Regions from separate parts of the Homo sapiens genome. Here region 2 is linked to region 1. Evidence: chromatin loops called from intact Hi-C (ENCODE). Cell type or tissue: sigmoid colon. All regions are shown on one strand. Region 1 has its middle 51 kb from the start of EMID1. Region 2 overlaps KREMEN1 (kringle containing transmembrane protein 1).

Region 1 (5,000 bases):
AATATCAGGCAGAGAGGCTCCATCCTCCTGCAGTCTTTGCTGAATGGTCTGCACTGCAGGGGAGGGCGGCTGGTTTCCTGAGCCATCCCTCTAACCCCCTACAAGCGGCTCCAAGGACAGAGTCTCCAGATCCAGGACAGCTGGTGGCCTTCACATTGTTTTGCGTCTCCCAGGTTCTCTTAATTATAACCAATTTGCCACCCTCAGCAATTCCTTGTTCCCCTCTGCTAATACCCATGAGTTGGAACCATCAGCCGAACTCCCAGCCAAACAGGCTAAAATCACTTCCCTTTCCCATGTAGGGAGTCCTCCAGTCTCTTAGAAACTCGCCTTTCTTCTCAGTCCTGTGAGACGGGCGAGGCCTGCCCTTCTGTGCGCTGACTTACTGGGCTGGGATCTGCCCTAGCGGGAGACAGAATCTGCTCAACTTTCTCCAGCTCCTCCCCGCCCCTTGCACCCCTCCACTCTCCCCCCAACCCCTCCTGCTGACTCTTGGGGCTCTGGCACACTGCCTGCCAAGCACAACCTTTCCTTTTTTTCCTCTCTCTAAAGACAGGGTCTCACTCTGTCGCCCAGGCTGGAGAGCAGTGGCACCGTCACAGGGTAAACTCCAAAACTGGGATTCAGCCTGGGGGTGCCCCATGGGTTCCTGGCTTGAAGCAGGAAGGAACTCAAGAGTGAGCTGACAGTAAAGTGAAAGCAAGTCTATTAAGAAAGTAAAGGAATAAAGGAGGGCTACTCCATAGGGAGAGCAGCGGCATGGGCTGCTTGACTGAGTAGACTTACGGTTATTTCTTGATGATATACTAAACAAGGGATGGATTATTCATGAGTTTTCTGGGAAAGGGGTGGGGAGTTCCCGGAACTGAGGGTTCCTTCCCTTTTTAGACCATATAGGGTAACTTCCAGATATTGCCATGGCATTCATAAACTGTCATGGCCCTGGTGGGAGTGTCTTTTCACATGCTAATGAATTATAATTAGCATATAATGACCAGTGAGGACAACCAGCCATGTTGGTTTTGGCGGGTTTTGTCCGGCTTCTTCACTGCATCTCATTTTATCAGCGGGGTCTTTGTGACCTGTATCTTGTGAAGCCAGTCCTGCCGACCTCCTATCTCATCCTGTGACTAAGAATGCCCAGCCTCCTTAGAATGCAGCCCAGCTGGTCTCAGCCTCATTTTATTCAGCCCCTATTCAAGATGGAGTCGCTCTGTTTCCATTGCCTCTGACAGCACAATCATAGCTCATTGCAGCCTCACTCTCCTGGGTTTGAACAATCCTTCCATCTCAGCTTCCTGAGTAGCTGGGACCACAGGCGTGGGCTGCTACGTCCAGCTGATTTTTTCTTTTTTTTTTAATTATTGTAGAGACAGCGTCTCACTATGTTGCCCAGGTTAGTCTTGAACTCCTGGGCTCAAGTGATCCTCTCGTCTTGGCCTCCCGAAGTGCTGAGATTACAGGCACCAGCCACCATGCCTGGCTCCTTTATAACCTCCATTTATTCATCTAGAAAATAGGTACAGGCTGGGCATGGTGGCTCATGCCTATAATCCCAGCACTTTGGGAGGCCGAGGCGGGCGGATCACCTGAGGTCAGGAATTTGAGACCAGCCTGGCCAACATGTTGAAACCCCGTCTCTACTAAAGATACAAAAAAATCAGCCTGGCGTGCTACTCCCTAGCTACTCCGGGAGGCTGAGGCAGGAGAATCGCTTGAACCTGGGAGGCGGAGGTTGCAGTGAGCCGAGATCTAGTCACTGCACTCCAGCCTGGGTAACGGCAAGACTTCCTCTCAAAAAAAAAAAAAAGAAAGAAAAGAGATACAGCAGTAGTTTCTCATAGGGTTGTTGTGAAGATTAAATGAAATAAGAAAGGTACAATATTTAGCTCAGTGACTGGCCTGTGAGTCCTCAATACATTTTAACAATTTTTATCAGTAAACTCAGGGGACCACCAGGAGCAGGGGGCACCTCAGATTTGCCCTGCCTTTCAGATTGAGAACCCTATTTATCAAACTCCAAGTTTACAATGCACAAAGTAGGGGCAGTTCCCTCCTTAGAGAATAATTCCTGACTTGGTTCCTTCAAGTAGCTGGTTTCCCCCAGGACCTTCAATATGTGACCCCATTTAATAAAGGTATCTATTGACCTTTACTTTCTTAGGGACCTAGCTGTTGGGTGAAAATACCCTTTTCTGCCGACTCCCTGCCTGCAGTGGATTTCCTTATCTGTTGCTTCAGGTAAGGGAACAAATGCAGAATTTGAATGTCCTCATAGTTCCCCCAATGCTGCAGGTGGACAAATAGGCTAAGGCCCCTGGCCCAGCTGGCAGAGGTAAGGAGCTGCCCGCCCGCCCAGCTCCCGCTGCGGCAGAGCCCCCAGCCGCCGCCTCCTGCCGCCCTCGCCTTTCCTGCAGGAGCCGTCCCAGCGCAGGCTTGCTCACCAGCGCCGCCCCGTGGTAAGACTGCAGATCTGCGGAAGAAGGCCAGCCCTGAACCGCAACTGCTCTCAAGCCCTTCCATTACAGTTACACGGATTTTTTGCCCAGCGCGGTGATGCGTGCCTGTAATCCCAGCTACTCTGGAGGCTGAGAGGAAGGATGCCTTGAGCCCAGGAGTTCAGAATCAGCCTGGGCAAAATTGCGAGAGAAAAGAAAAAAGAAAAAAATAATGTCACAGGTGTCCTGACTCTAAACCTGGACATTAGCCCAGGTCTCACTCTCACCAAGCCCTCTAAAGAACTCATTCTATCAGATAAGTGATCAGATGAATTATTCTACCTCCATACTATGAAATCCTATGTCACCATTGAAATTAATGTGGTGTATAATCTCCAAAGGCAATGAAAAAAAAAGAACAAATTAATGTAGTGCTTCTACACACACTGTATCAGAATATCTTACGTGAAAAAAGTCAAAGAACAAAGCATAAGTGTAATTTTTTTTTTTTGGCCAAATTTTAAAAAGAGGGAGGGAAATATATGTATGTGTATACAAAGGCACCAGCAAAGTCCTGCAAGTTCTGTGCCTAACTCTTATTGTGGTCACCTTTGGAAAAGGAAAGGAAGAAGACAGGAGGAGGCCAGGGGCAGTTGCTTACGCCTGTAATCCCAGCACTTTGGGAGGCCAAGGTAAGTGGATCTCTTGAGCCCAGGAGTTCGAGACCAGCCTGGGCAACATGGCAAAACCCGGTGTCTACAAAAAATATAAAAATTAGCCAAGCATGGTGGTGTGTGCCTGTAGTCCTAGCTACTCAGGAGGCTGAAGTGGGAGAATCACTTGAGCCTGGGAGGTCTAGGCTGCAGTGAGCCGTGATCACGCCATTGCACTCCAGCCTGGGCAACAGAGTGAAACCCTGTCTCCAAAAAGGAAAAGAGAAGGTGAGGACACTTACATTTTCACATTTTATTTGATATATTTATATGTGGCTTGAATCTCTTACATTCATGCATTACATGTGCAAGTTTGAAAATAAAGTGCAGGTGGATTATTTTAAAATTTGGAGGCTGGGCCCGGTGGCTCACACCTGTAATTCCAGCACTTTGAGAGGCCAAGGCAGGAGGATCACCTGAGGTCAGAGGTTTGAGATCAGCCTGGTCAACATGGCGAAACCCCGTCTCTACTAAAAATACAAAAATTAGCTGGGTGTGGTGGCGCGTGCCTGTAATCCCAGCTACTCAGGAGGCTGAGGCAGGAGAATCACTTGAACCCAGGAAGCAGAGGTTGCAGTGAACTGAGACGGTGCCACTGCATTCCAGCCTGGGCAACAAGAGTGAAACTCCATCTCAAAAAAAAAAAAAAATTTGGAAAGCACACAAAACAAAAAGAACAACATAAGTCTCTCTCACTGTCACACTGCTCAGTGGAAGCACTGTTAAAAGGCTGGTGCATGTGTTTCCAGCACGCACTAGGAGCACTGAGGAACACTGCTTCCCCTGCTTGCCCCCAGGAAGGGGGCCTGGCCAATGCCCTGGACTAGACATCTATTCTGCTGTCCAGCATCACCCATGCCACTGCCCTGCCCCACCCTGAGCCACTCCTGGAGACACCTCCCAGTGCAGGGAGTCTCCCAGAAGCTTTGGGCCAGCAGAATGCTCAGCTCCCAAGCCAAAATGTCCTTCTCTTTGTTAACTACAAAATAAACATCTCCAGGCCCCCTGGGCCACTTGCAGTACAGATGTTTATGCCTTTGGAAAGAGACAAAAAGAGAAAGACTCTTGCAATTTCTCCCTGAGACAATGGGTGCCAAGTTGGTAATTAACCCTCAGCAACCAGGGCGTCTGATCTTCCACCAGCCAGTCTGCAGCAGGTTGTGGGAGTGATTGATTGGGCCTGTGCTAGAACTTGGTGATTGGTGGGCCTTCCAGGCCTTGGAATGCTCTCCGCACAGGAATGCTCTCCGCACAGGACGCTGGCTGCCTCTTCAAAACTCTAAATGAGGTACTAGGAACCCACCCCTAAGAAGGCCCCCACACTGCTGCATCCCATTCCAGATGAAGGGCTGTGAGCAGCCCTAGCATTCATCAAACCACTCGGGGGAGCCCCAGGGCCTGCACGCAGAGCTGGGAGGAGCAAGGCTGCTGAGGGGCAGGCACTCGGTCATCTTGACATTGCATTCACTAAACACCCTCGGACCAGGCTCCCCGCTCAACTCTACATACGGTGCCTTATTTCCTTTGACTCTCCCAGCAACCCCATGAGGTAGGTACAGTTCTATTCCAGTTTTTATAGATGAGGAAATTGAGTCTTGGAGAAATAAAGCCTGTGCTGCCATCACTTAATCCTGGGTGGATAACATCTCTTCTTCAGACAGGTGTTCCTAGACCAAGGTCATCCTGCTGGTAAGTGGGGGTAAAGATGGACTGAACCCTTTTTACAACTTTGAAGCCACACCTGCCCATCCCCACATATTCATATTGGAAAACTCTTTCCAGAGGGTTATCATCTTCAGGCTTCTACAAACTATGCCAAGTCAGAGGAGCCGACCTGTGGGGGCTCCAC
Region 2 (5,000 bases), 74 kb before region 1:
AAAAGTTTGTGCACGTACATTTGGGTCTTTAATAGGACTTTTAGACCAGGTGCAGTGGCTCAAGCCTGTAATCCCAGCAGTTTGGAAGGCTCAGGTGAATGGATCCCTTGAGCCCAGGAGTTTGAGACCAGCCTAGGCAACATAGTGAGACCCTGTCTCTGTAAAACCCTGTCTCTACAAAAAATAAACCAAAATTAGACAGATGTCGTGTAGTCCTAGCTACTCAAGAGGCTGAGGTGGGAGGATCACTTGAGCTGGGAGGTCAGGGTTGCAGTGAGCTGAGATTGTGCCACTGCACTCCAGTCTGGGCAACAGAGCAAGACCCTGTCTCAAAAACAAACAAACAAACAAACAAAAACACCTTGAAAATGTCCTAAAGAGAAATTCAGCATGGTTCAGTGTACACTACATAAATAGTGCCTGCCTTGGAACTGGCCTATGGTTTGTTCAACTATGCCTGCAGATGTTGCTTAGAACAAACCGTTGAGAGATCTATTTCTCAGAGGAAAGCCCAGGCAGCAGGTGGCACCAGCCCTGACACAGAAAAACAGCCAGGAAAAAAAAAAAAAAGAAGAAGAAGAAGAAAACAAACTTCTATGACTTTCCTAACCAGTTAATTTTTATGTCCATGGTTCTGTTGTCATATTTAAAGTCGTTTTAAAAAATAACAATGTGCTTAGCATAGCTGATTATTTTGTTTTAATTAAAACATTTCTGAAAAAACAAAATGAAACATTCAAACATACCAAGTTGATTGTGCTTGTACTGTGGAACAGTTAATGCAAAACACTTGAGAGAGGCCGGAAGTTTGGATCTGTAGTTTTGCCTTGAGTGTCTGCCGCCTGAATAAGGACAACATAGGAGGAAGTGAATGTGTCCCTTAGAAAACTACCTGTATAGGTTTGAAGTGAGATCCAGCACCCCCAACGCCACTTGGCAGGTTACCTTCTGGCCGGCTCACTGGGCAGCCTTGTCATTGGTGAGAATGATGACTGACATTCCTTCTATATTCAGTTTGACCTTGAGAATCCAGCTGGAACCCGTAAGTATTAGTCTAGGAGGAGCAGTCTGAGGTCACTCTATTTTTCCTCCCTGTCTTATCTTCATAGTTGTCCTCCCAAGATGGCGGTGCTTCCCTCAACCCTTACCTCACCTTCTGAGACTTTGTCTGTATTCAGACTGATGAGGGAAAGGAAAGAGGCCATCGCAAAAAAATGTCAGATTGGCGTCCATACACCTCACAAATAACTACTCCACAGAAACGTGACTTCTCTTCTAAGGGAATTCCTTCCCCTCCTTTTAAATTCTCTTTCTAGGTAAACACCTTCCTAGCCTGCACTTGTACCAGTTTAAAGAGGAATGAATGAATTGGGGTGCTAGGGAGCACCTTGGCAGACAAAATGTTTTAGGCCACCTCACACGCAAAGTTGCCTCTCTCCCTGCATTTATACAACAGGGCCCTCTCAGAGCTACCCCTCTGCCGGGCCCAGCTTCTAGCTTCCCTTGCCACGGATTTAATCTCTGGCAAGTAGCCAAAGCATTAAACTTTTATTGTTCAATTTGCCACAAGGGCGGGGCCCTGCTTCTAGTGGGCTGAGGAGGCTGCAGCTGCTTCCAAACCCAAGTGTCACACCACATTAGCAACTGCAGACTTTGAGGGCTGGATTTCTTTCAGTTTGGTTAGATTCTTGGTTAGAACCAGAACGGTATACTCACACACAAAATTTTAAAGCTAGGAAATAGTAAAAACAGTGTAGGCAACTTTTAAAGGTGATTCAGAGCGGCTGTAGCTATCAGCGTGTATGATTGACTCTGCGTGGTTTCTTCACACCTTCCAAACAGACATATTAGATGGCTGTACATGTGCCTTAGTGTCCTAAAGTTGGAGGAAAACATGGCAACCAAGTAGTTCTCTTCTAGACTAGTAGGGATTGCTAACCAATCCCATCACAGTATGTAAATTACTTGCTGTTGTTCAATCTATAAAAATTCATCTTCAAAGAAAATTATTGGGCTGGTAAAAATATTTTTAATAATGACCACAGAAGCCATATTTGTTTTTCTTTGATGTTCTTCCGAAGACCCTTCTGGTTCTAATCAGATTGTTCCCACATAAAATACAGTGGAAATCTACAATAATAAAATCCCTATTCCTATGTCTATGGGGAAATAAACAGGATGGGGACTGTCCTTTTAAGGGGCTTTCCCCTTCCCTTTCCCCAGACTCAAAGCCTCTATTACTGGTGGGTGTTTTGGCATCAGTTAAGGGCCTTCAATCCTTCCCTCCCTCCATGTTTTGCTCTTTCATTAAAGTGTTTCTGTTGTCTAATTATATCCTTTCAATCAAATTAGAGACTGTAGCATCTGGTGAGGGCTGTAACTGCTGCCATCTGCACCTCGTCTATACAGGCCTTTTCAGCTGAGAATCACTCAACTTCCAAATGGCAGGAAGAGATTTGGAAAAAGTTTAGTTGGAGGGGAGATTAACTTAAAAGGAGTGTCTTCAAAGGCTGGGTGCGATGCCCTGCTTGCTGTGATGTGTGCATGGCCAATGCAGAGCTTCACTGGCCTGGCTCACCAAAGATTCTTCCCTAGCGCTTCTGGCAGATGAAGGGTTTTTGGTTGTCTTAGCTGAAATGACTAGGCCTTCTTTGTTAGGGGCTTGGAGGGGGCCAGGGGCTGAGCTGAGAAAGTCTCCCTTGAGAACAATCTTTAGTTATATGACCACTGGTTAATGGGTGTGACACTTTCTGTTTATTTGACCATTTCTTCTAACTCAGTGATTTCAACTGGAGGAGATTTTGCCCCCAGGGGACATTTTGCAATACTTGGAGACATTTTGGCTGTCACAACTAAAGAGGTACTACTGGCATCTAGCCGGTAGAGGCCAGGGATGCTGCTGCTAAACATCCTAGAATGCACAGGAGAGCCCCCACGCCAAAGAGTTATACAGCCCAAAATGTCAGTAGCACTGAGGTTGAGAAACCCCGTCCTGATTGTATTATTTTTTTGTCCTTTTTTTTTTTTTTTTTTTTTAGCGTCAAGCTTTCCTGTTACCAGCAATGAATTTTTTTTTTTATACTTTAAGTTTTAGGGTACATGTGCACAACGTGCAGGTTAGTTACATATGTATACATGTGCCATGTTGGTGTGCTGCACCCATTAACTTGTCATTTAACATTAGGTATATCTCCTAATGCTATCCCTCCCCACTCCCCCCGTCCTTCTTTTTACTGTTAGTTGCCTGCCTAGGAACAGTTGATTCTGATCAGCATCTTTTTTCACTCTTAAGCAGATTCTTCATTATCCACATCTAACCTCTTTAAGCATTTCTGTGGACAGTGTTTCAGAAACCTTAATTCAGTAAGGGGGTCTGTGATTCACTGTGTCTTTTTATTCTCTCTAGAGTACAATTGTCAGATACATTACAGGATGCCCAATTAAGTTTGAGATTCAGACAAACACCAAATAATTTTTAATTAAAGTCTGTTTCATGCAATGTTTAGGAATACTTGTCTTAAAAAATTCTTTGATGTTTATCTGAAATTCAAATTTAACTGAGAATTCTGTTTTTATTTGTCAAATCTGGCAACCCTAATCGAGCTTCATGGAACACTCCATGAAACTTTAAAGCTTTGACAATCAGAATTAATCTGTTGGCCACTATTTGCTCTTATTCTTATTGCTCCAAGTGACCAGAGATGATGGTTCCATCTACTTATAAATGAGTGTTACACTGAGCCTTTCCTTCTGCCCTAAACTGTCTCCCTGGCCAGAACTTATGAAACCCATCTCTTGAGTCATATTTTTATGTTGGGACCAATTAACAAGTACTTATCAAATTCCTCCTGTGTGCCCAGCATCTCTGATTAGGACTTATCCCTGTGCCAATTGACAGAAGGCTACAACTTTGTTGCTTCGAGTTTTACTTTGAAATGTGCTCTAGAGATATATGGTCTACCTGGTATCAGCTCCCCACTCAGGAGCTCTTATATTATTTGTCTATCCCATATCAGCCAAGGGAAACTGAAAAGCCCAGAGTCTGGCTTCCATGGAGTATTGGCTGCCCTCCAGGACTCTATTATTGGGGAATTTTCTTGCCATCTGACATTAAAAATAGGTCACAGGCATTACTAACAAAACTTGTCTAGAAGCTGGATTATATCCAGTTGACCTTCAGACAACATGGAAAAAGGTTGCTCAAGTGATAGTGAGGCAAGGCGTAGATTTGAGCTGGGTGCCTCCTGCTTAAAGCAAACTAAGAATATAAAATTCATATTTTTATTTTATTTTATTTTATTTTATTTTTTAGATGGAGTCTCGCTCTGTTGCCCAGGCTGGGGGGCAGTGGCACTCCTGGCCTCAAGTAATCCTCCCACCTTGGCCTCCCAAAGTACTGGGATTACAAGGGTGAGCCACTGCACCCAGCCCCCATCCATTTCCTTTAAATAGCAGAGTCCCTGGTTTAAATAGCAAATATTTGATTTCCTTGATTTACATAAACTTGTACTTGATTTACATGAACTTTCCTAGAACTTCTCATAGGTATTGCTAGGTAAGTCTTGAGGCTGGCCTAGGAGGAATACATTGGTGAGGAAACTAATGCACCCTGAATGTATCTGTAATGGAGCTTTCCCCTAGCCCCTCATTCACCAGCTTCCCTCTTTCAACAGACACTTAGCCAGGCACCTTCTATGTGGTCTGTAGTTGCTGAGAATACAAAGGTGAGTAAGATGCTCACAGGCTATTGGAAACAGGGCTATGTGCTTCCTGAGCAGTTACACTTCAAGGTAATCAAGTCCTTTAAGAGCTGTGGCAGCAGGCACTGTGACTTGTTTCAAAACCTCTGGTTTCTATAGAAGTTAGTGCTACCTATTCTAGACCCTGAGCCTTCAAATAGTTCGCCTTTTGTTTTTGTGTTTTCTTTAGAGCTGGCTTATAATGAGCTGAGGTATTGTCCATCAGCAAGCTGAAGTTTCAGCTTTAAAATATCTCACGTT

What was found. A loop is a pair of places that touch in the nucleus more often than their neighbours do. Peaks named below come from ENCODE experiments on the same cell type or tissue, not always from the same donor. Only the 100,000 strongest peaks of a DNase experiment are listed, where the experiment ranks them.
Region 2: it touches region 1 in a loop (3-fold over the local background); 43 of 110 quality-filtered maps call a loop at or near these places.

The regions. Positions count from the first base shown.
Region 1 is chr22:29,152,174-29,157,173 of GRCh38, forward strand. It overlaps a transcript of KREMEN1 not described here. Among named protein-coding and RNA genes, the nearest start is that of EMID1, 51 kb to the right of the region's middle. RefSeq lists an enhancer at 1-471. In sigmoid colon, CTCF peaks have their summits at 2,456 and 2,663; DNase peaks (open chromatin) are centred at 438 and 2,448; H3K4me3 peaks cover 897 bases; H3K27ac peaks cover 1,513 bases.
Region 2 is chr22:29,077,927-29,082,926 of GRCh38, forward strand. All of the region lies in intron 1 of KREMEN1 (kringle containing transmembrane protein 1), which reads left to right. Among named protein-coding and RNA genes, the nearest start is that of KREMEN1, 7.4 kb to the left of the region's middle. In sigmoid colon, no CTCF peak of the experiment used is centred here; a DNase peak (open chromatin) is centred at 2,864; H3K27ac peaks cover 2,394 bases.